Regions from separate parts of the Homo sapiens genome. Here regions 2, 3, 4, 5 and 6 are each linked to region 1. The links are chromatin loops, found by intact Hi-C in ENCODE. Cell type or tissue: heart right ventricle. All regions are shown on one strand. Region 1 overlaps LOC101929667 (a long non-coding RNA gene). Region 2 overlaps SLC8A1 (solute carrier family 8 member A1). Region 3 overlaps SLC8A1-AS1 (SLC8A1 antisense RNA 1). Region 4 has its middle 3.7 kb from the start of SLC8A1-AS1. Region 5 has its middle 36 kb from the start of SLC8A1. Region 6 overlaps SLC8A1 (solute carrier family 8 member A1).

Region 1 (4,000 bases):
ACCATAACGGGTCACTCTCCCCTTTCTCTCTGGTTCATTTGGCCATTCTGTCTAGAGAGCACCGCAGACACTGTGCACAACAGAGGCTTTAAGTAGCTACTTCTCCATATCCAGAGGTTTAGAGGATTGAGTAAGAATCTAACTTTACATGCTTTTAATACAGCTAATTACAAGCACATGTGTTGTTAGGGCCTCAGTTATTTAGTATATGGGATGTCTTTTTGATATATACTCCTCCAGGGCTTATCTTTCCTTTCCTACTGTTCCCACCAACTTAAGATCAGATTTATCTGAAAGGAATTTTGGCTTATGCATCTATAAATATGCCTATTAATATTTTTTCTGTAAATACAGAAACAACACGTTAGCCTTATCAGTGAAACCTTGGGCCTCTTTACTATCACATTTTCAGCTTGCATTAGGATCATAGTAAACTAGCTAAAGGAAGAAAAAATAAATAAACTGTCATTCTAAAGGTTAGCCTTCTTAATTAAATGAAAACTCACGCAGCAGCATTAGAAAATGAAGTGACTGTAGCCTGTGCTCTTTTTGAGGGGACCCTACAGAGCATCCAGCCCATCCTGCCAAAAGCATGGCAAGCTGAATTAACCCCGGATGGATAAGAGGCTGCTGCGTTACAGTGGTGGTTTTTCGTTTGCAAGCAAGTGGAATTGACTGTGTGTGTCTGTTCTTGAAACTGTTCCATTTCTAGCCCACCTCATTTTCACCTTCTCTTTGATTTACCACCACCACCACCTTGCTGTTCCCTGGAGCTTCCTGCTTTCCCTACCACTGTCTTTCAGCTGAAGCCAATGTGGAGAAAAAAATCAGTAACAAGGTTCTGGGTTAGGTACTTTCACATTTATAAGTTCATTACCACCTCTTTTTATAGAAAAGCAAACTGAAATTCAGAGTTGTTAATGATTTGACCTAAGATCACACAGCTAGTGAAGTATGAGAGTAGACTGATCTATCTCCAATGCCCATTCTCTTTCCATAAGAACAACTGTTTGTATTGCTCTCCTTGCATTCCCACTGCCTTCATTCATAAAACTTTTCTCATGGTCTCCAGGATCACACTGCACCCTCCCAGCACCATAACAGAGCTGACTCTGTCTAGACCTTCAGCCTAGCACTGTCCTACCTCTTCCTTGATTTTGTTATTTTTGGATAGGTTCTTGGCCCCTTCTAGTTGGCCAGGAGCTCTGTGAAGTCCTCACACGAGTAAGTAAAGCCAGAGGTTTTCCAAAGCAGTGAGAAAACTGCACGTTTTGAGATCGGCAGTTCATTCTACCCCCCTCATTTCATGGTTGTATCATTTCTATCATCCTCTAACAAAATAGCTATGAATAGTCACATCATGACATTGCCCTCCATTTCAAAAATTAAAATATTCTCACTCTGTGATTTTTTATTGGTTATACCTGTATTCAATCAAATATATTGATTATATCTTTTCTTGATAAATATAAAAACAATATGATAAAAACTTTTACATAATCCTAATAAGTTAGAAAATTTTTCCAGACTCTCATTTTTTTAGTATAAAGAAGGGCTTTACATTAATTATACTTATTCAAACTCTTGGATTTGAGGGTTTTCCAGAGGGTGAATGTGTTTAGGCACAGCTGCCACACTGTGCAACTCCATAGTGCACTATCTGCATTGAGCTCCAGGGGGAGCCATTGAGATTGTGATTGTGATGGTATCTTCCAAAGTGGAAGACAGTGAAGTGATAAGGTTTGAAAAGGTGGTTTGCGTGTCTGGCTGTAATTAGAATTATCAGGGGAGCTTTTAGGACTGAGTTTCACTCACGGCAATTAAGCCAAAATCTCTAGGTGGATCTAGGCATCAGTAACATTTCAAAACCGCTGGTGTAGAGCATGAGATCTTGGAGACGTGAAACCCAAAGTTGAATCCTAGTTTTGGAACTCTCCAAGCTTCATTTTCTTCATCTGTAATAAAATAAGGCTATGAATTGTTCTTACTTTATAGAACTGTAAATATAACCCTTAGCATTGTACTTCTAGTTAACATTTCAAGGTAATTAGTAATCACTACTGTTATTATTATGAAGAAACATATCACTACTGTTCTAATACCTCGATGTCTTTAAAAATAAAAAAGGATAATATACTACCAATTAAGCCACTTCTCAGAGATTCAAAGGGCATGTAAAATATAATTTATATTGGATGAGTCAGAAGATAATTCATTCAGTTGAACCTGTAGAAATCCTACTAAACTGCGAAAGTGGAGAATTCTACTAAAGATAGCACCTTCTACAATCTGACAATGAAAACCCTGCCATTGCACTTTTGCCTTTGGTTAATTTATATTTTCATTCTAACCACTCTGCACTTTGTCTAGTATATCAGTGTTACTTCAACTCTCTCTCAAACGCCAAGCATGAATTTATAGTGATTTGTTAATTACCCCTAGTGATTTCAGGTACTTCAAAGTTAACCTCCTAAGCAAACCCCTTCACAATTTAAGCCCAACCAATAGCAAGCCCTGTCAAATACATTTCATGAACATCTGGCAAGCATTAATCCTCTTCTCCATCTTCTCTCCAAGGCTAGGAACATCTCTTTTTTCGTACTCCTTTACCTGCTACTGATTCCTAATTAATCCTCATATGCTAAAAATAACTTCATAAAAAACAGATATTCACAAATCACTTCTGCTTTAAATTTCCTTTTACTGCCTTATTACCGACAGAATCAAGTCCAAAGTCCTTAGAGAATAAAAACCTTCAAGATCAGACTTTCATTAAACTTTTCAGAATCCTCCCTCCACCCACCGCTTCTTGATAAATGTCCTGATCTAACCACTCTGAATTCCACATGATCTCTGAATCTGCCAGTGTGTCTTTGCATACAGTCACCATTTTCTTTTCCTAGCTAACTGCTAATTATCTTTCAAAGCTGAAATCGTGTGTAATTTTGGGGGTGTTCTTTTATTACTCTTCTAAGCAGCATGTGTCTTTTCCTCTTCTGTGTTATTATGGCACTTACTGTGCTTTAATGAAATTGATCATTTATATCCTTCTCACTCAGTGGTCTGAAGGCTCCTTGAGAAGAGTCTAGGACTAACTTCGTGTTCTTAACTTTTACCTGACAGAAAGTCAAATGCATTTAGTTAAGGTTTATTTCATTAGAAATGAGACTTGCTGGACTGTGCTGAGGAACTAAAAATTCTAGTTGTAAAAAGAACTCAGAACAAAGATTAATAAATGAACTATTAGACACATGGATATTTCATTCAGTGTGGATTGGGAAAAATCCCTGTTGAAGCAGAAACATTCTACCCTCCCTTCTATAGCTCCACACGAGCTGGAAAAGCTGAGAAGCACCTAGAAATGATCTTGAGTTTACTGTGGAGCTAAAGGAAAGTGAAATTGTATACCGCTCAGCCAGTGGTATTGACACAAATACATACACTAAAGAAAGTAAGATCACACATTATTCTCTAGACTCTTTATTTTTAATCATCTGTAGTGCATAATGTTTGTGTGTGAGTTTTAAATTTATACATGTTAGATCACAAGGAAAACATGAAAACATTTACTGTACAATTTGTTCTCCAATATAACTTTGCTTTTGGACAATGGAGACTGAAGAAAGGCTTTTAAAATGATAAGACATCTCTTTCACAAAATTTTCTTCCCTGGAATTCCAGATCAATAATGTTTTTAGAAAGCTAAATTAATTAATAGGATATGGTCTTCACTGAGAATATTATAGGTGAACTATCCATAACAAAAAAGATAATGAATTAATGGTTATTGAAAAATAACCACTAAAATTTAACCAATTAATACTTTGCAAGTATTCCTCATGTATGACATTTAAATCAAAAGCTAAGTTACGCTGTGATCATCTAGAATAGCTGGGAATCATACAAATATCGAAGCCATTTGAAAAATGATTGTTGAACCAAAAATTAAAGTGAACATGGTAGAATCAGCTGGTATTACAATAGATGCCCATTAGCATTG
Region 2 (4,000 bases), 310 kb after region 1:
GTGGTTGGAAAACTCACCAAGGCTCAAAGCCTTCAGATGGCTAAGAGTTGATTCCAAGGTGCCAACTCCTTGCTTCTGCCCAGGAAAATGGCCAAACTCTCCTATAATACTAATCTATAAGAAATATGCTGGCCTTTCCACCCCAGCATGATTTCACACTAAAATGGCTATTTCTCACTCTTCAGATATTAAGTTTCTTAACATGTAAGAAAAGATGAAAGAATCCAAGGCAATAATGGAAAATATTCTTTTTTTTTTTAGCAGAAATATGTTAGAGTACAAACTTTGCCAGGCACTGGTAGCTACTGTGTTTTCACAGCCCTAGTCACATCTAACCATTTTCCTTTAAAATGACAGACTTAAATAAAAAAAATTCCTCTGAGGTGTCATAATAGAATCCTATGAAAAAGTAGCCAGAATTTAAAAACTTTTCTGTTTCAGAGAGTTCTAGCTTCCCATGAACAGCCTGAGTCTGAAAGCATATCAAAGCAATATGACTTCACCATCCATCTTCTGGAATTAATGAAGTAGCAGTGACTTTTCCTTATGAAAGGTCTGTTTGGAGGGCAATGTTGGAAACACAGTGCATTCAGCTGGCAGACCTTGAAGGCAAGATGTGCAGAAGAACTGACTGCACAGGAATCAGTCCTGAGCAGAGTGATTACCCCACAGTGTTTGGCTAAGCTGCTGTTATCCAAGGTTCTGCTGAATAAAACTCATAGAAGAACAAATGAACAAAGTCTGTCTTTAGGACTAGTTGGAAGCATTTACAGTGAACCATACCAAGTAAAACTCAAGAAAAAAATTTAGTTGCCCTATTTGACTCTGGCCAAAAGTTGCATGATTGCAGGGTAAACCCAATAAAAGCAGACGTTTTGAAGTGGAATCAGGACCACAGTTTGCGTATTTCAAGTTTCCCCTGTTGAGAATGTATTTCTAAAGTAAAAATGAGATAGATGTGTACCACATGCTTGTAGTGTATGTGTAACCAACCATATCCAAGATGTGCAACTATAAAACCTACATCTGGAATACATTTTTCCATTTCATCTTCTATGTGCACAGTTTAAAAATTAAGTATTGCCTAAGCAGAAAAAAAAGGAATTAAAACCTATGAACACTTTTAAAAGAAGAGAGGTTAATTGAGAAGCTATTTCTTAAACTAGTCTAAGACAGGTCATATGGCATAATGATTAACATCATAGGTCTCTGAGATGGACCTGTAGGGTCCTAGCTCAGCTTCTTATAACTATGTAACCTTGGTCAAGTTCCTTGACTTATGTAAACATCAGTTTCCTCATCCATGAAATGAGTCTCGAATGAAAGTAATGTATATAAAGCAGTCAACAGTCTGATATAAACCTCTTACCATTCTACGAGATTTAATTGTAGCTTAGAAACTGAACATGATGTCTATCTTGAGATATCTGTCTTGGTTTTAAAATGTGTTTTTCACAATATACATCACAGGAGAGCAGCAGATAGTCAAGAGAAGGAATGATTAAAAAAAAAAAAGTTTGACTTTTTAAGTAATATAAAACAAAATGACAATATTAATGCAAAGACGTCTGGTTTGGCCTGATTTTGCTAAATTCAGTGGTTCAAGTGGATCTTGTATATTACTAGTTATTTTCAAAGCAGAAGCAAACAGGTACATACAGCACAGAGTCAGAGTGTCCAAAAGTTTTACCCTGTCAACTTCCAGGATTGCTATGTTGTCCTCCCATGCACTCTGTCCTGAGAAAATGCCACTAACCCACTTTAGATTTGCACCTTATTCTTCTGGTGGACACGTGGCCTTTCACTGTGAATTTTGTCATAAGGAAAATAACGACTTGAATGTATTTAACGGACAATCAGTGTGACTACGTAGTATATGTTTAGAGCTGGAGAGGGATATCAGAGAGATCCGGTATAGGCTCCCAAACTAAAGAGCTGAGTTTCACTAGGGAGAGAGAGACCTGTACATGAACAGCACAAATCACAGAATCCCAAGTTTCTCCTATGTGCCACTTCCATAAGACTGAGTCCACTGGAGTGGGAATGATTCCTAATTTATACTGAATTATTCTTTTGATTATTTTCATGGCTATCACATATGGTACATATCCTAGGCCATTTAAGGTTGCTCAATTATATTGGCTGCCTATTTTTAACATAGCCATTTATGTAACTCAAGAGTCAGGAAGCTACCTTTGAACACTGTAAATTGTCAAATGGTTTTTGATTTCCTAGGTTCCTTATCACTTGGCAAATATGTACAGCAGACCTTTTCCAGAGAATGAGTGCACTGGGACTTATCCCCCAGACATTCCTTCTCTTTGTTAAACCCACAGTCTCAGGCAGGGACTCCAGCAACCCTTTCCTCGGGAGGAAGAAGCCTCTAGATTTCAGGAGTGCCCTCCAGTGGCTGCTCTGCTAACTAATCCTCTACTGATCTCCCCAAGGCTGACTGGGGCAGCACTTCTTGCAGAGCTAAAGCCCAGCTGAAAACTGAGGTAGGATCTTCTCACTTAGAAATATCCAGCAGTAGGAAAAGGCCTCGATCATTGCATAGACAGGCTAAAATTGACGAGTGCTTTCTGTCAGAAAGTTTGTGGGGTTTGGTGCATTTTTTTTTTTTTTTTTTTTTTGGTTTTTCATATCATGCACACCACTTGCCTACTCAGCTCCAAAAACAACATTCTCTCACAGCAACTGCCAGGGAAAAACATGAGGTGGAAAAATCAGAGTAACGTCTTCCCCTGGGGTGACATTATACAGGAAAAGTCATCGGACAACTCCCAGCCTGGCCTTCATAGGTCAGCAGGAAAGGCTGTCATTACCTTAGTGTTGTTGGGAAATTTAAAGAGATAATAGATGTGGAAACGCTCAGAAGGAGACTCACGTAGTAGATGCTCAGTAAATGATGGCTGTTAGCCTGTGGGTCTCTTCATGTGCACTGACGCTTTCCTAATGTATCTCCCACCACTAAACCAAGAGTGCAGTGTATTTACTTACTTCCTAACCCCCTAGTGAGGAGATACCAGGAAAGCTTCAAAATTTCTACATAGGAAAGCTTAGAGGAGGTGATCTGGTAAGAATGTAAGGCTTGCAGCTGTGTTTTCACAGCACTTTCCATTAAATTGCTCAGATGTTCATTTTTTTTAATAACAAAAGGGCTGCTGATGGGAGCGTTGTCCCCCAGACCCTAGACCCCTCAGTAATTACTCAGAAATGTCACAGTCTCCCTAGAAGCTATCCATTCTGCCCACTTTTCCTCTTACGTTGCTCCAGTTTCAAGTATTCCCCTTGAGGTTTTAGAAATAATGTTTGTTTATCTAGCACTTAGACTCATCAGAGGGAAGGAGGCACTAGAGCATTCACATGGAATTCCTCCCCCACTTGAATATTTGTCAGGAAAAAAAATAGATTCAACTATAAATGTGCAGCAGAGTTGGTGCCTTCCCACTGTGAATGTATTTTCAAGTGCACGGACCAATCCACCACAAAGGAAAAATGCAATACCCTTCCAAAAATACACAGTGCTGATGTGATGTTGCATTCCTTTGTTCATTTTCCCAGAGCCAGGTTACAGGGCCATAGGCTCCATTTGAATAGACTTCTTAGTCTAAAACAGAGGTAAAATCAAGCTCAAAGCCATGATGTTACTTTTTATTTTTTCTTAAATACTGAACTTAGACTTGAGAAATCTTTCTTTTCTTTTTCTCTTTTTTGAGACAGGGTCTCACTTTGTCACCAAGGTTGGAGTACAGTGGGGTGATCTTGGTCACTATAACATCTACCTCCTAGGCTCAAGTGATCCTCCCATCTCAGCTCTCAAGTAGGTGGGACCGCAGACACTACCATGCCCAGTTTATTTATTTATTTGTATTTTTGGTAGAGGCAGGGTTTTATCATGTTGCCCAGGCTGGTCTTGAACTCCTGAGGCTCAAGCAATCCACCCACTTTGGCCTCCCAGAGTGCTGGGATTACACGCCTGGCCTTTATTTTCATGAAT
Region 3 (4,000 bases), 630 kb after region 1:
AAGTGGTAGAAACCATAGAGTCCTATGTTGAATGAAGAACAAGGAAGATGTATACAATAGATGCCAATCCAAACATATAAGGGGGTACCATATTAGTTTTGCACAGTAAGTGTTAAAGAACAAAAAAAAAACTAAAATATAGCTTATTCTCACACACCCTTGACCCACTCTTCCCCTACCCCCAAACACAAGCAAAATTTGATTATGTTAAGATGGAGCCTTAAAAAGCTCCCAGGTGATACCAATAATCAGCTAGGGGAGCACTTCTCTCAGGGATCTTTTAAGTCCCTTCTAGGACTTCAGTAAGTAGAAGATATGGTCTGTGCCCTCCAGAAGCTTGAAATATAATTAGAAAGTTAAAACAGAACAGGGTAATAGAAGAAGGCCCTAAGATAAGTATTGCAGAATTTTCAGAATGTGAAGAAGTAGGAAAGATGGAAGAAGCCATTCTGGAAAAAGACAGGAGAAGAGCATGAGGGGGCAGGGTATGTGGGGGTGCAATGAGTGGACAAGCAGCAGGCCCGGCAAACATGCAAAAAAGATTGGCTACCAGCAGTGCCAGCCTAGTCCTGAGCCAATAATTCTCCCTTCTGGGGTGTTTTCATTCAGATTTGTCTATCTTAAAGTGTCCTGAAGGTGGAAGAAGAGAGTATCAATTAACAGTCATGTGAGGCCTGTCTTCAATTCAGCCTCTTCTATAAAGCCTTCCCAGACCAGACCAAACCAAACTTACCTCTTTCTTCCTCTGAAGTCATGTAGAGCTAAACTGAGTACTTAATCCAACTCCCTCATATTACAGAGCGTAATCCTGAGAGATTCATTTGTTTACCCAATGTCACAGAGGTAGGAGAAGAGCCAAGAGAAGTAGATCTCTGCTCTCCCACTGACAGCCCAATGTTCCCTGCATTATTTCACCTTTTCTTCTTGTGGAAAGTGCATGTCAGTTCTTAATATCTCAACCCATGATTTTAAATTTTCATCATCATCCGTAGTCTAGTACAGTGTCAAACATAAGGAGTGCCCAACAAATACTTGTGAAGTTGAAGCAATAGCCCATAACTCCACCAATTTAAGAAAAGATTAAAATTTACCAATTCAAAAAACTAAGTAAATTGCAACTTAAATCCAAGAGTCCAATACCAAGACACATCACACTTAAATTTCTGAAGTTAGAGACAAAAAAATCTTGAAAGCAGCAAGAGAAAAATAACACCTTAATTCTAGGAAAAAGGAAATGTCAATGACAGCAGATTTTTCATCAGAAACCATGGAGGCTAAAAGTAAGTGATGAAAGAAAAGAATTTAACCCAGAATTCCATACCCAGAAAAAAGATTCTTTAAGAATGAAGGGGAAAAAATCAACATACTCTCAGATGAAAACAAGTAAAGGAGTTTTGTTGTTTATACCAGCAGATATACTCTAAAATAATAGCAAAAGGAAGTTCTCTAAACAAAAAGGAAACAGAGACCCTTGGACGTTAGGAAATACAATGTAAAGGGAGGGGCTTCAAGATGGATTACTAGAGACATCTCACCTCCTCCATAAAAAACCAAAATGAGTAGATATTCACACTTTAAATGGATCATCTAAGAGAGGGCACTGGAATTTAATAGAGAAGTGACAGCAAACACCTAAAATAAGGAAGGAGAGAGGAGCCCAGAGAGGCTGCCCAGTGCAGGGAAAGGTAAGTGAAAGATCCCCAAAAGGTCCACATTCCCACCACAGACTCCTGCGATCTCAGTGACAGGAGAGCCCTTGACCTTCCAGGCCCTGAGATTAACTTAGGGAGCTCCAAGGAGACAGCACAAAGTTTTTCTCCAGAAACAAAGCTGAGGCTGGATCCCACACCTGCCCCAGACCTAAGGAGCTTAAGCAGAATACTATTTTGAGAGCCCAACCCCCACCCACCTGCATCCTGCCCCGGGGCTCAACAGCCCTTGCATCTCCACATCTTTGGGGCCCCCTGACATCCTCCACCCGCAGCCTTACTAGCTGCTGCCATCAGGCCTGAAGCATGAGCCACAGGCAGCAATCCATCACTCCTGGCAGTGGGGCTGACACACATTTGCACACACCCTGAGGACAGATTCTTACCTACAGCCACCACCGTTGCTGGCTGCTGCCACTGGGCTGAAAAGCAAGCCGTGGGCAACAACCCTGCCAGCCCCAGCAATGGTGCTGCTGTGCGTTTACATATGAACTGAGGACAAGCTCCCACACCCACAGCCCCACCTGTGGCCAAAACACAAGCTCCTCAACTGCCTGCCTACAGCTGCTGCCACTGACAGCAACCTCACTTTCCCATCAGCAGGGCTGCAGCCACTTGCATGCACACTGGGACAGGCTTCCCCATCCACCACTGCCACTATCACCTGAGCACTACACTGGGGGGTTGGCGATCACCCAGCTCTGCCCGCCACAGCCCTTGCCCATATGCGCCACTGGGAGCCCCAAAGACAGACCCATCCAGCCTGGCTCCATGCCCCCTAGTGCTCAAGCATGCTGTTCAGTGGACTGGGGATTGCCCCACCCCATCCACTACTGTTGGCACCTGAGTACTCTTAACAAGGGCCTAAGGATAGACCCACCCAGCCTGCGGCTATCATCACAGCTGGAACCCACCTGTATGCACCACCTGTGGGCCTGGGGACTGGCCCACCCAGCACATCACAGCCCCCACCAACACCAGTACAGACAGCTGGGGAGGCAGAGGGTTTTCCTGCCACTACTACTGCCATCACTCATACCATGCCTGCTGTCCAGGGTCCCAAGGGCCCACCAGCCTGCCTGGCCCCTTGCTGCTGCTGCTGCTGTCTTCACCTGAGTAAGCCATCTGGAGGCCCAAGAATCAGCCTACCTGGAACCACTTGGTGCTGGCACGTGCACTGCCCTGTTGCCCAAGGACAGGCATGTTCCACCTACTACTGTCATCACTGCAGATGAGGACTGACACAGCTGGTGTCTTCATCCCCAGCAAATCTTCACCACAGCCTCTACTAATGACTGCACCCTAAACCACTAAGGAAATCAGACACCACTGACACTGTTTACAAGCAAAGAAATTATACAGAGACTAGACCATTGCATGCACCCAGAATCAAAGCCAAAGTGCCCTAACCAACCAACACCATAGATACATCTTCAGGAGAAGTCCTCCCAAGAAAGCAAATCCAAAAAATTAGAAGAAGCCGCTGTTACTCCAGATGCACCAGATATCAATGTGAGGACACAAAAATCATAAGAAAATATGACACCTCCAAAGAAATACAATAATTATCTAGCAACAGATTACAATGAAAAAAACTTACAAAAATCCTGGAAAAATAATTCAAGATAATTAAAGAAGCTCAATGAGATACAAGAGAACACAGGTAAATAATACAAAGAAATCAGAAAAACAGTTTAGGATATGAATGAGAAATTTACCAAAGAGATATCATAAAAAATAATCAAACAGAAATTCTGGAAATGAATAATTCAATGACCTAACAGACATTTATAGAACATTTCATCCAACAGCTGCAGAATACACATTCTTCTTACCAACACATGGAACATTCTCCAGGATAGACCATATGTTAGGCCACAAAACAAGCCTCAACAAATTTTTAAAAATGGAAGTCACATCAAGTATCTTTTCAGACCACAATGGAATAAAGCTAAAAGCAATAACAAGAGAAACTTTGGAAACTGCAAATACATGAAAATTAAACAACATGCTCCAGTATGACCACTGGATCAATGAAGAAATTGAGCAAATCAAAAAATATCTTGAAATACAGTATACCAAGACCTATGGGATATAGATGGAAGTACACAGCACTAAATGCCTACATCAAAAAAGTAGAAAGATTTCAAATATGCCATCTAACAATGCACTTCAAGGAACTAAAAGAGAAAGAAAAACCAAACACACAAGTAGAAGGAAATAAATTTTAAAATTAGAACAGAACTAAACAAAAGAGACCAAAAACAATATAAAAAAATCAATAAAATGAA
Region 4 (4,000 bases), 640 kb after region 1:
CACTTTGGGAGGTTGAGGAGGGAGGATCACTTGAACCCAGGAGTTGGAGGCTGCAGTGAACTACATTCATGCGACTGCACTCCAGCCTGGGTAACAGAGCAAGACTGTCTCTAAAAAATAAATAAACTGGAAAACTTCTGCATACACTAGAAATCAATAGAGTGAACAGACATCTGTTGAATGGGAGAAAATATTTGCAAATTATTCATCTGACAAGGGACTTAGTAATCAGTAGACATTAAAGTAAACTCAACAGCAAAACAAATAATCTCATAAAAAAGTGAGTAAATGTCATAGACATTTCTCAAAAGAAGACATACAACAGGTAAATGGGTCAACAGGTATATGAAAAAATACTCAACATCACTAATCATCAGGTAGATGAAATCAAAACCACAATGAAATATCATCTTACCCCAGTTAGAAGTACTATTAGAAACAAGGCAAAAAAAATAGCAGTTGCCGGTGAAGATGTGGAGAAAAGGGAACTCTTAGACACTATTAGTAGGAACGTAAATTAGTACAGCCACTATAAAAAAAAAATGAAGATTTCTCCAAAAAAGTAAAAATGGAACTATCTTATGATCCAGCAATACCACTACTGGCTATTTAGCCAAAGGAAAGGAAATCATTATTTCAAAGGGATACCTGTGGCCCCCGTGTTTATTGCAGCACCATTCACAATAGCAAAGCTATGAAATCAACTTAAGTATTATCAGATGAATGGATAAAGAAAATGTGGTATATATATATACACAATGGAGTACCACTGGGCCATTAGAAAGAATGAAATCATGTCATTTGCAGCAACATGGATGGAAGTGGACATAATTACGTTAAGTGAAATAAGCCAGGCACAGAAAGACAAATATCCCATGTTCTCATGTAGGAGCTTTAAAAAGTTGATCTCATGGAGGTAGAGTACAATGATAGATAGCAGATCCTGGGAAGGATCTGTGTTGGGGATAGGGGAAAGAAGAGAGGTTAGTTAATGGGTACAAACATACAGGTAAAAGGAAAAAGTTATATTCAACAGCAGAGTAGAGTGACTATAGTTAACAACATACGGTATATTTCAAAATAGCTAGAAGCGAGGACTTGAAATGTTCCCAACACATAGAAATGATAAATATTTGGGGTGATGGATATCCTAATACCCTGGTTTGATCATTACAACACTCTGCATGTAACAAAATATCACATGAATCTCAAAACATACAAATATTATCTATCAAAAAAATTCTAAAAATGCAAAAAAGAACATAAAGCGATTAAGAACATACTATGTTTGTAGTACAGCTACCAGGCCAGGTGGAGAACTGTGAGTTCCAAGACAAGCTCATTGTTTGCTGCCTGCTGTGGTCTGAATGTTAGTGCCTCTCACAGATTAATATTTTGAACAACAAAAATACTTCTTTCTTGGATAAAACAACCTCTTTTAAATATCTTGTTCTGTATACGGACCTACTACTGTAGTCTGGTGGTTTTGTAGTTACTGCTAGTAGCAATGTGGTGGATGAGGGGCTAAGTTAAAAAAAAAAAAAAAAAGTGTCATACACCTAGGAAGTCCCTGCTAAGCACTGGAAACCACTCAGTCAATGATGAGTTAGACAAAACACAACCAGAATCCAGCCCTGGCTCCACTACCAAGCAGAAGGGTGATGTGAAATGACATGAGGACTTTGTCTTTCTATGTTAAAAGGCATGAGGACGGCAGTCCTCAGGCCCCTCACAGCATTCTAGTGAGGATAAGCAGAAATGCCTGTCACAAGTGTTGAATTCCTCAAGAGACTCATTAAAAGAATCAACTTCTATGGTAAGTACGGCTTTAGGTTGAAGGAAAGGGAAGGTAATTCACACTGAGATTCTCCAGCATGCTGACAATTTGCAAATGGAGAAGTAAAGCAGGAATTGAGCTGGAAAGGTGAGAAGGAAAGGTCTTAGTCCCAAATGGCACATGGTTGGCTTGAGGCCCAAAGTAACCACCCCCACAAGACACAGGTAGTGGGCCTTAAGAATGTCCTTCAGGGTGTACATCGCCCAGTAATACAGAAGAATCCAATTACAATCATGTGGTGTTTTCCGTCATATCAAATTGTTTATCAAATCATTTAATATATTGTAGATTTGGCAATAGTCTGCATTTCACAGGCAGCTCTTTCAATTTGAAAAACTGTAAATGTCTACGTGTCATTCCAATGCCAATGCTACCCTCTAGTGGATAAAACAAGTAGCTGGCTTGATAGAGCTCAACTCTCCTGCTTGGTCAATTCTCCTTTTGTAATTTGATAGCACTTCCTCATCAAACACAACTTCACCAAAAAAAAAAATCAAGAATCGTACTTTGTAATAAAAATTAATCCATCTTATGGTATCATGGACTAATATATTAGAATAACATTTGCTAGCAGTTTAATGATTATGACTACACCGAAGCCTCACTTTGAATAACATCTACATTTACCAAGAATTCAAAAAAGATTTAAGATTGAATTCCTTTTAAATATTAATATTCCTTGTAAACATGGTATGTGATTTGATTTATAAAAGCAATTTTTCTCACCACTCTTCAAGAACACACCCATTGTGTAAGATGCGTACATGCATTTCCATTGCCATTGAGGGATGAAAGGATTCTGCCTCCTCACAGGTGAGGATATTCAGGGAATTGTATGAAGTAAAGAATACGCTTTGGAGGAACTCAGATACACACTTAGAATCCAGCCCTGCCACTGGTTAAGGGTCTTAGTCCAGTCACTCAACTCTGTGGTTCCTTGGTTGCCTCTCTTAGGTCCTACTTATGACTTCTAAACCCCAATGTTTGGTGCCAATCCTGTTCTTTCCCCTACAAGGTCTCTGCATAGATCGACTCTAGAAAATCCTGTTTCTAAGTGAAAAAATCTCAGAATCTACTTTCAACCATGCCAGCAGTTCAAACTTCAGTCTTAATTAGGGGGAAAGTGGAAACAAATCTAGGATTCATCAGGCCATAGTGCCACACCCTCAAGGAGCCATTCATGTTTATAATCTTCACTTGAAACCACATTGATTACCTTTTATATTGAAGGGGGAAACCTTCTCTAAGATAAAATGAGCTGCCTATACCCCAGCTAGGATGGTGTCTTCTGGAGGGAAGCAGGAAGTTTCATGGCATTTTGGTGCAAGAGGCAGTCACTCTCAAGTATGTGGGGACAACCAAGATCACACTTTCCAAAGTTGTCTGGAAAATCACCTTGTTCTCTACTAGAAGAAAATCAAATCCCTACAGATACATGCAGCTGCAAGCAATTACTCATCTTCATTAAACACTCACTTAAAAGACTAATTCAAACAACGCTGCTGCCTGCCTACACCTGTGTGAGGAAAGTAAACAAGCTATAAGGGGAAAGGGTGACATCTACCCAAAAAAACAAAAAACAGAAAACACACATCTATAAACATATGTACATGGCCATTTCCAGAACACCAATATTAACTATCAAATCATCAAATAACTATTCTCATTACCAAGTGGCTTGGGTTACTCCCAAGATAAGCCATTGTTTCCATTGCTAAATATTGTGAACCACTTATAGAAATACACGTCCCAAATAAAAATGGCATAACATTATGATTCAAAAGAGACTTAGGAGCCAATAGTAGCCTCTTGCTTTCACTCAGGGGCAGCAGATCACATGCTTAAAAGTTTCAAGAAGCAACCGAAAATCTGTGCAGAGAATGAGCTTGAGAAACAAAGTATTACTACCACCAGGCACTACTTGGTAGGTCCAGGCAGTGTGCTGGAACATTTCTTGGGTTATTTTATTTTACCCACAAATACATGTTTTCAGTATCATTTGAGGTTTAGAGAAGGGCAGTAACCTGTCCGTAATCATACAACTCCTAAGCAGCCAAACAGGAGTTAGAACCATCTTACTCCCAAGCCCACAGTCATCACAAATCTCCTAGTCAGTCTCAGGGACTGACCTTAAAACACATGGAGTTTCAAACTTGGCTGCAT
Region 5 (4,000 bases), 66 kb after region 1:
CATAGCTTCCTTGAAAATAAGTAAGATATCCACGCAATTTCACTAGTTTCATGGTGGAAGAAAATCTTACATATGCTTAATGTCATTGAAATTGTCAGGAGTGTTTTTTGATCGGAGAGGGAAAAGATAGTTTTTGGTGCTTGTTTAACACAGATTTAGTGACACAATGTAAAAATGTTAGCAGTGTATCATCAAGTGAATGTAAGGGGGCTGCCTGTCTTCATATCAGGTTGTAAAATCTGACTAATGGCTTCTTAATAAGGGGACACTGTTTTGGCTTGGGGGGATTTAGAAAAGTGTTTTATTGGCTAAAGTTTGGGGATTGTTCCTGTGGCAGCAAACCTTCTGATCCTTTCCCATGCTCAGAGACTAACCCCAGGGAATGTGGTCAAGAAGCCACTTAATGGTTCTCGATGGAGCTGAAGCCTCAAGGTTAAGTACCAAATCTCTATCAAGGGAGAGAGCTGAGTGGGCCTGTTCTTTTGTCTTCAAGCTTTCTGCTATCTTCTCTCCTTCTCCAACTAAAGTGTTCTAATCCCAAAGTGAAAGTGAAACTCTACTCTACTCCCCTTCTAATAGTATGTCACAGTCCCGTTACACCAGCTGGGAAGAACTGCGTTGGTATCTCTAGTGAGTAACATTGAATGTCAGAAAAGTGAGAACAGACTTTTCGGTGGGTGAAAAGGCACAGACCGTGACCATGGGAAGAAAAGTTCCTTTCTCTTTTTTCTGCCTTGCACCCTGCTTTGTGTGGAGTCTATTTTTGATATTGTACCTCGTCTATATGGCATGTTCACCTTAATACATGTGTTTGCACGTATGCTTTTTGGTTTACGGGGCTCGTGTAATCCCATTTAAGCCTGGCAAAATTTGAGGTAGATTATACCTTTGTTTTACAGATTGTGAAATGGAGCAGACAGACTTGATTATTAATTATGTTTCTCTTATAAATTGCTAGCGATGTGTCACCTTAGGCAGGTTTCTCTTGTTCTGTAAGCTTCACTGTGCTATCTGTAAAACAGAAACTCAGACAGCCTCCTTGGGTTGATGCAACAGTTACATGACAGAATGTTGGTAAAGTAGTTAATGCTGTTCCCGACACAGAATAAGCACTCAATCAATGACAGTTCTTATCGTTAGAGTATGATTGTTGCTATAGTTAGGATTATCTTGTGGGACTCTGAAACAGATATTCTACTTCCAAATCCAACATAATTTCCTCTGTCCCAGGTATGTAGTTTCATGTAGCAGTGTAAGTCTCTCTCTCTGAAGATGGACATCAGTCACAGAGCATTTCATATGCTCTCTTCACTCCTACTGAACTATTTCAATAAAGATATTAAGAATTATAAGACATAAACACAGTCCTGAAAAATCTCAGACAAGCAAAGAAATCAAATTGCATATAATATTAACACGGCACAAAGAAAGAACTCATGTGAATTTAAATAACCTTTAAAATCCAAGACGATTTCAGGTGGGAAGAATTAGGAGATTCGTGGCTTAGTACAAAAATGTCTGTTTTTCTTTTTCTCCCCCCAACTCTTTGGTCACTTAAACACACATGGAGTTGGTTTTGCTCAAAAGCACACTGTCATATGAGACTTCCCTTTTAACAGTTAAAAGGGAACATGTTCATTTTCTCCACGTGCTAAATGGGCTTAAAATACACACATGCGTGCACACACACACACACACACACAAACTAGAAAGTGGGTAGCTTGGGAATCATGTTTCAAGAGGGTCTGCCTGCACATCTGTGAAATAAGATGAGAGAATACGAATGGGCCTGAATCTCCCAAATTCTATGGCACGGTAATTCCCTGTCATTTATAGTCTTTCACTAGCTTCCTTGGTGAGCTAGCAGGAGGGGAGAGGAGGATTATTCATTAAAATCCTTTACTTTTGTTTCAGTCTTTTTTTTTTTTTTCTGTCTACAGAAGGTGTCCCCCTTGTGGTTATAGAAAAAGCTGGACTGGCAGTTTATCTCATCTTGTGAAATTTCACACATGGACAAAGACTTTTAGTATTCTGTCTATCCACCTTTTAGTAGCTCTTGCTTCTAAAAGGGTAAACTTTTACTCAGATACTCATTTCTATCTGAAAGTTAATGCTAAACTCAAAGCCAGATATTCAGTCAGCTGGCTTTAAACTTTTTAACCCCACTTATGATTATTTTTAAAATTCTCTTTCCCTGTGGCTGGTAGTATCGTTTTTCCATGAAGTGGTATCAGAGATTAAATGGTGTTATCTGTCCATGAACAATTTACTTACTGGAGCATGAAAAAGTGATTAAGCATGTGTCTGTTTCAATGCCATGACTGACCATTAAGTTCTCTCAAGTATGCAACCCAGCTTGGCCTTTTCAGCAGCAGTGAGAAAACCAGTCTGAGTGAGCAGGTTCCGCAATGGGCTTCTTTCACTCCTGTTCCCCTCTCTTGGAGTCACAGTGAACACTAAAGTAGTGGGAGTAGACAGTTTTGGTTATTCTTAAGGAAGTATCTTGGTAGAGCTGCTGTTTCTCTGTTGAGTAGGAATTCACTATTTTTCCCCCGACTACTGTGTTAATATATCCAAATATCTTTTCCAAAACTATAGGATTAGTAAAGGTTTTATATGCCACTTTGATAAAATTGCTTTCACAAAAGCAGTTTTTAAGAAGACAGTTAAGAGCTCTGAGACAGTGGTTTCATAAAGGAAATCCAATTAGACTCTGTCTTAATTGTAGAATTTTTAAAAAAGAGAACAAGAGATGTGAAATATTCCTCTCAATCATCTGTCTTCTGTAACATACAATTCTAGAATTGTTAGGAAAAATGCACATTAGATACCAAAAGTGTTAAAATGTCAAATATTAAGGAGAAAAATCTAAGTAATAGTAAATCAGCAAAGTATGGATTTCTACATCTTACCGATTTTACCTCACATGCTACCTCCTCAGGAAGGCCTAACAGTATGATTTTCACCACTGCTGACTTGGTAATCAGGCACATTTCCTATACATACATATTATAGACTGAATAATTGAAAAATGAAGTGGACATTTAAACAATACCAACTTCTGCTCAAAAGGGATTCGATGCAACTTTATTAAAGGCAGTATTACATAAAAACATATTAAGCCCCGGTGTGTGATGTTCCCCGCCCTGTGCCCAAGTGTTCTCATTGTTCAGTTCCCACCTATGAGTGAGACCATGCAGTGTTTGATTTTCTGTCCTTGCAATAGTTTGCTCAGAGTGATGGTTTCCAGCTTCATCCATGTCTCTACAAAGGGGTGGGGGGAGGGGGGAGGGATAGCATTAGGAGATATACCTAATGTAAATGACGAGTTAACAGGTGCAGCACACCAACATGGCACATGTATGCATATGTAACAAACCTGCACATTGTGCACATGTACCCTAGAACTTAAAGTATAATAATAAAAAAAAAAAGAAATTAAAAAAAACATATTAAGATACTACTAATAGGAAACCTCATTAACATGGTGTGGTTAGACATATTTTCCCTTTTTCTACCCATTCTTTCTAACTTGTATTCATTGATATATTATCTGTGTGTTTTAAAAAATGTAACAATTTTAAAAATCAAATACAGAGTGTCATGTTTATAAAACACACTATGGAGTATGAAAATTATTTGTTAGAAAGAGGAATATATCTTATTGCCTAATGGCAGAATTGTGTTTCAGGGTACTTGATCTGATTAAGCATCCAGATCCAAGGGCATGCTGAAATAAGTTCTACTGTGTTTGATATTCATACTGAAGCAGAGGATATCAGTACTCTCTTTCACAGCATATTATTTCTTTTGTATCATAAGTGTATTTTTTCAGAAGACATTAATCATGTATTAGTCTGTTCTCATGCTGCTAATAAAGACATATCAGAGACTAGGTAATTTATAAAGGGAAGAGGTACAGCATAGCTGGGGAGACCTCAGGAAATTTACAATCATGGCAGAAGGCAAAAGGGAAGCAAGGCACCTTTTTCACAAGGCG
Region 6 (4,000 bases), 340 kb after region 1:
CCGGACTGCGGACTGCAGTGGCACAATCTCGGCTCACTGCAAGCTCCGCTTCCCGGGTTCACGCCATTCTCCTGCCTCAGCCTCCCGAGTAGCTGGGACTACAGGCGCCCGCCACCGTGCCCGGCTAATTTTTTGTATTTTTAGTAGAGACGGGGTTTCACCTTGTTAGCCAGGATGGTCTCGATCTCCTGACCTCATGATCCACCCGCCTCGGCCTCCCAAAGTGCTGGGATTACAGGCGTGAGCCACTGCGCCCGGCCTCTACATAACATTTTTTAAAAAATTAGTTGGGCATAGCAGTGTGTACCTTTAGACCCGGCTACTAGGAAAGCTGAAGCAGGAAGATAGCTTGAGTCCAGGAGTTCAAGGTTGCAGTGAGCCATGAACACACCACTTCACCCCAGCCTGAGACAGAGTAAGATCCTATCTCTAAAGATAATAATATTAATAATAATAATTAGCATATATTGAGCTCTTTCTCTGTGCTACAACTCATAAATACTTTAGCAGAGAAAAGAATTGAAACTATTAAATTACACATATAATAAATACATAGCACAAAAAGAACTAGCAAATATAAAACTCATAAGGTTCTGTTTGACTTTACAGTGTTCCTGAAATTGAAAGTAGGGACCATCCCAAACTAGTCCACTGCTCCATGAGAATTGATCCGGTAAAATCATTGACATATCCATAGAAAGGAAAATCCAGAGTAAAAAACTAAGGTAGTTTGGGATGAGACAGCCCTCAAATATCCCTTCCTTTATCCATTAATTGCTTAAAATGCCTACCATATGTTATTCTTCTGAATGTTGGCCTGGAAATTCTCAAAAAAATACTGATCCATTATATGAGTTAAGATAATATACAAACAAACAGGCCGGATGCAGTGGCTCACGCCTGTAATCCCAGCACTTTGGGAGGCCAAGGCAGGCGGATCAGGAAGTCAGGAGTTCGAGACCAGCCTGGCGAAACCCCGTGTCTACTAAAAATACAAAAAAAAAAAATTAGCCAGGTGTGGTGTTGGGCACCTGTAATCCCAGCTACTCGGGAGGCGGAGGCAGGAGAATACTTGAACCTAGGAGGCGGAGGTTGCAGTGAGCCAAGATTGCGCCATTGCACTCCAGCCCAGGAGACAGTGTAAGACTCCATCTCAGAAAAGAGGAAAAAAAAAAAAAAAGATAGTGTACAAAGAAATGATCTGCTAAACAACTTCTGAACACGGGGCCTGGAAAGCATAAAAGACAGCAGATATATTTGGGGAGAGTTGCGGGGTTGAGGGCAACTCTCCAGCATGGCTTACTGACCTGGGAAGGAAGTCTGCTTTTCTGTGGGCAAAGCAGACTCCAGAGACTGTGAGGAAAACTTCACCTGATTCATAGCTGAAGAGGCTATAATTCCTTTTGTTAATATCCAGCAATATGTTTTGGTCTTGAACATGTGAGGCTTCACATGTGCATGTGTGTGCATATTCATACATGGAAAATGTATGGGGAGAAACAAATGTGGAGGCAGACGCAGATGCCAGATTCCTAGCCCTCATCAAATGGGACTTCTTCAGCCACACAGTCATCATTTCTACCACTGGCTACACACTTAGGTTTTCTGAGGATTTCTGAATATCTGTGATCATCTGTGGCTATTCATTTTCCATGACCCATTTAATTGAAAGGTGGTGTGGTTACTGTTTTTCTTTTAGGAAAGCAGAGATTATTGCCCTGAAGTCTCTGGAAATTAGCCACAGCTTGCAAATTTGGAACACCCAAAGCAAGCTTGATGAATTATCCCCAGTGTAATATCCCCAGCGCTTCTGCCAGAAGAAAGGCTTGGCAGTGTGAGAGAATTGATGCAGCTCTAGTTTCTGTTGTACCAGCTGCAAAGTGGACTTCGCCCCTTCTACCAAAACACAGAGTAAAATGATCACTTTTGAAAAAATATTTGAGATGACGGGGGAAAAAATGTCCTTGGGATTGTTTGTCAGATGCTGGGCTGGTTGGTGTTAAGCATAATTGTGAAGAAATGAAGGGACTTTGGTTAAGTACCCCAAGTTTCCTCAGTATCTTAGTACTTTGCTACTGCTGGTGCCCCTTTCGGTTATTCATTCATCCATGAGCAACTGTCACACATGACATTCACCTGCCGAAGATGCACCTTAAGCTCAAGATTTAGTTGCTGGTGATGGCATTGTCCCTTTTTGATAGAATATTGAAAGACAACAGCATTGATCAGCAGGTTCTGGGTGGTTAGTTGGTGGTTCTGGGATCCACTTACTCCATCTACTGGTCAAATATATCCAGTCTAGAAAAGGCTATTTCCCTTGGCTGTGGACAGTGGATACAGCTCTAAATAAACATCTTCAATGGTAGGTTTCATTCCTGGGTCACTCGGTGATCTTACCAGTGAATTATCTGTGGGTACTCATATCACTGGGAACAGGAATTTGAGGCCTGGAAATTTGACATGAAATGTGTGATCATTTCTGAAGTCATCTAACTCAAAGTAGAGACCTACAGAGAAGAGACAACTTAGTCATCTTTAAATTATGAAGACTTAAAGCTATGGCATAGTACCTTAAATTCTGGTCAGTATTGATCTGCAGCTAATGATGATGTCACCTCCACAAATCAGACATGGGTGCTTTACAGAGCTACTTACAGGCAACTTCTGGCCCTGACTTAGCCTTAGCTCTCTTGCCCAACCCCCCTACACACACATGCTTTGTTGCCCTAAATTTATGAATCTACACATAGGACTCCTCAACTAAGTCTACATGTGGCTGATAGCAGAAGGCAGCACTGTTGCACAAACAGGAACTCTGAGTTCAAGCAATACTCTGCCCAAGAATTTGAAATTGTTGATGCAGAAAGAGAAAAGAGCAAGCAAGAAGAAAGAAAAGAAAAGAAGAAGAGTCTTCACTTGTTAATGCTCCATCTTGCTTTCTTTGAGGTGCTCCTAATGCCTTCAGAAGGCAGCAGATTTATAGATCTGAAGAGAAACAACAGGATCCCTGATGCCTTCAAGATATTGCATCTCGGCCAGGCATGGTGGCTCACATCTGTAATCCCAGGAGTTTGGGAGGACCACACAGACACGTTGCAAGGTCAGGAGATACAGACCATCCTGGCCAACATGGCGAAGCCCCGTCTCTACTAAAAATACAAAAATTAGCTGGGTATGGTGGCATACACCTGTAGTCCCAGCTACATGGGAGGCTGAGGCAGGAGAATCGCTTGAACCCGGGAGGCAGAGGTTGCAGTGAGCCAAGATCGCACCACTGCATTCCAGCCTGTCGACAAAGCGAGACTTGTCTCAGGAAAAAAAAAAAAAAAAAAGATATTGCATCTCTTCTGTTTAGCACCTGGAAATAAGTAACAGATAAGTCGCCAGAATGAGGAACTATGACTTAAAAGTCTTCCCTTAGATTAACTGGGATTTATGTCTCTTTCTCTGTCTCTCTCTCTGGGCCATATTGAAATCCTTTTCCTCCTCTTCCTCTCTTCATTGCTTATTTAAATTACATAAAATCTTTATGGATTTTTCAAACCAAGACAAATACAGTGCATTGGAGAATATATTATGAACAATTGAAAATGTTTTATTTATGCTCTAAATATATTTTGTTCATCAAATTTGGATTAGGTATAGAATTATGATATTATGTGGGCATTAACTAGTGATGCTGTTCCCTATTTTATTCATGCATCATCTTTTATGTTTTTAGTGTGTGACAGACACATCACTTCACTGTTCACATCTTCAGAAAAATTATTTTGCTTTATTTCTAAAGTGATCCGGATTCTGTATCACTCCCATGAAATAAAAGAGGACCCTAGAACCTGGGTTTTTCATCTACCTCTTTGCTGAATCCAGCCCCTTAAGGATGACTGATTTTGTCCAAGTCCAGATTTCCAGAAGTTCTTTTTTGGCCCTGATAGTCCAAACCATTTGAAATACCTTCAGGATCCATTCATTTCACTTCCATAACTTCACAGGGTCTGCT

What was found. A loop is a pair of places that touch in the nucleus more often than their neighbours do. Peaks named below come from ENCODE experiments on the same cell type or tissue, not always from the same donor. Only the 100,000 strongest peaks of a DNase experiment are listed, where the experiment ranks them.
Region 2: it touches region 1 in a loop (2.7-fold over the local background); 25 of 110 quality-filtered maps call a loop at or near these places.
Region 3: a loop joins it to region 1, with 10 times the contacts of the local background. A loop is called at or near these places in 78 of 110 quality-filtered maps.
Region 4: it touches region 1 in a loop (20-fold over the local background); 79 of 110 quality-filtered maps call a loop at or near these places.
Region 5: it touches region 1 in a loop (2.4-fold over the local background); 7 of 110 quality-filtered maps call a loop at or near these places.
Region 6: it touches region 1 in a loop (4-fold over the local background); 24 of 110 quality-filtered maps call a loop at or near these places.

What each region holds. Positions count from the first base shown.
Region 1 is chr2:40,552,565-40,556,564 of GRCh38, reverse strand. All of the region lies in intron 4 of LOC101929667 (a long non-coding RNA gene), which reads right to left. Among named protein-coding and RNA genes, the nearest start is that of SLC8A1, 100 kb to the right of the region's middle. In heart right ventricle, CTCF peaks have their summits at 1,455 and 1,666 (motif pointing right); a DNase peak (open chromatin) is centred at 1,684; H3K27ac peaks cover 1,639 bases.
Region 2 is chr2:40,243,199-40,247,198 of GRCh38, reverse strand. All of the region lies in intron 2 of SLC8A1 (solute carrier family 8 member A1), which reads left to right. The region is part of intron 3 of SLC8A1-AS1 (SLC8A1 antisense RNA 1); the gene reads right to left. Among named protein-coding and RNA genes, the nearest start is that of SLC8A1, 210 kb to the left of the region's middle. In heart right ventricle, CTCF peaks have their summits at 2,225 and 2,425 (motif pointing left); a DNase peak (open chromatin) is centred at 2,408; H3K27ac peaks cover 3,194 bases.
Region 3 is chr2:39,918,642-39,922,641 of GRCh38, reverse strand. All of the region lies in intron 1 of SLC8A1-AS1 (SLC8A1 antisense RNA 1), which reads right to left. Among named protein-coding and RNA genes, the nearest start is that of SLC8A1-AS1, 3.0 kb to the right of the region's middle. RefSeq lists an enhancer at 1,482-2,141. In heart right ventricle, no CTCF peak of the experiment used is centred here; no DNase peak of the experiment used is centred here.
Region 4 is chr2:39,911,977-39,915,976 of GRCh38, reverse strand. No RefSeq gene overlaps it. Among named protein-coding and RNA genes, the nearest start is that of SLC8A1-AS1, 3.7 kb to the left of the region's middle. In heart right ventricle, a CTCF peak has its summit at 2,214 (motif pointing left); no DNase peak of the experiment used is centred here.
Region 5 is chr2:40,486,156-40,490,155 of GRCh38, reverse strand. It overlaps a transcript of SLC8A1 not described here. Among named protein-coding and RNA genes, the nearest start is that of SLC8A1, 36 kb to the right of the region's middle. In heart right ventricle, CTCF peaks have their summits at 1,780 and 1,981; a DNase peak (open chromatin) is centred at 2,386; H3K4me3 peaks cover 2,346 bases; H3K27ac peaks cover 3,847 bases.
Region 6 is chr2:40,211,616-40,215,615 of GRCh38, reverse strand. All of the region lies in intron 2 of SLC8A1 (solute carrier family 8 member A1), which reads left to right. All of the region lies in intron 3 of SLC8A1-AS1 (SLC8A1 antisense RNA 1), which reads right to left. Among named protein-coding and RNA genes, the nearest start is that of SLC8A1, 240 kb to the left of the region's middle. In heart right ventricle, a CTCF peak has its summit at 2,277 (motif pointing left); no DNase peak of the experiment used is centred here; H3K27ac peaks cover 891 bases.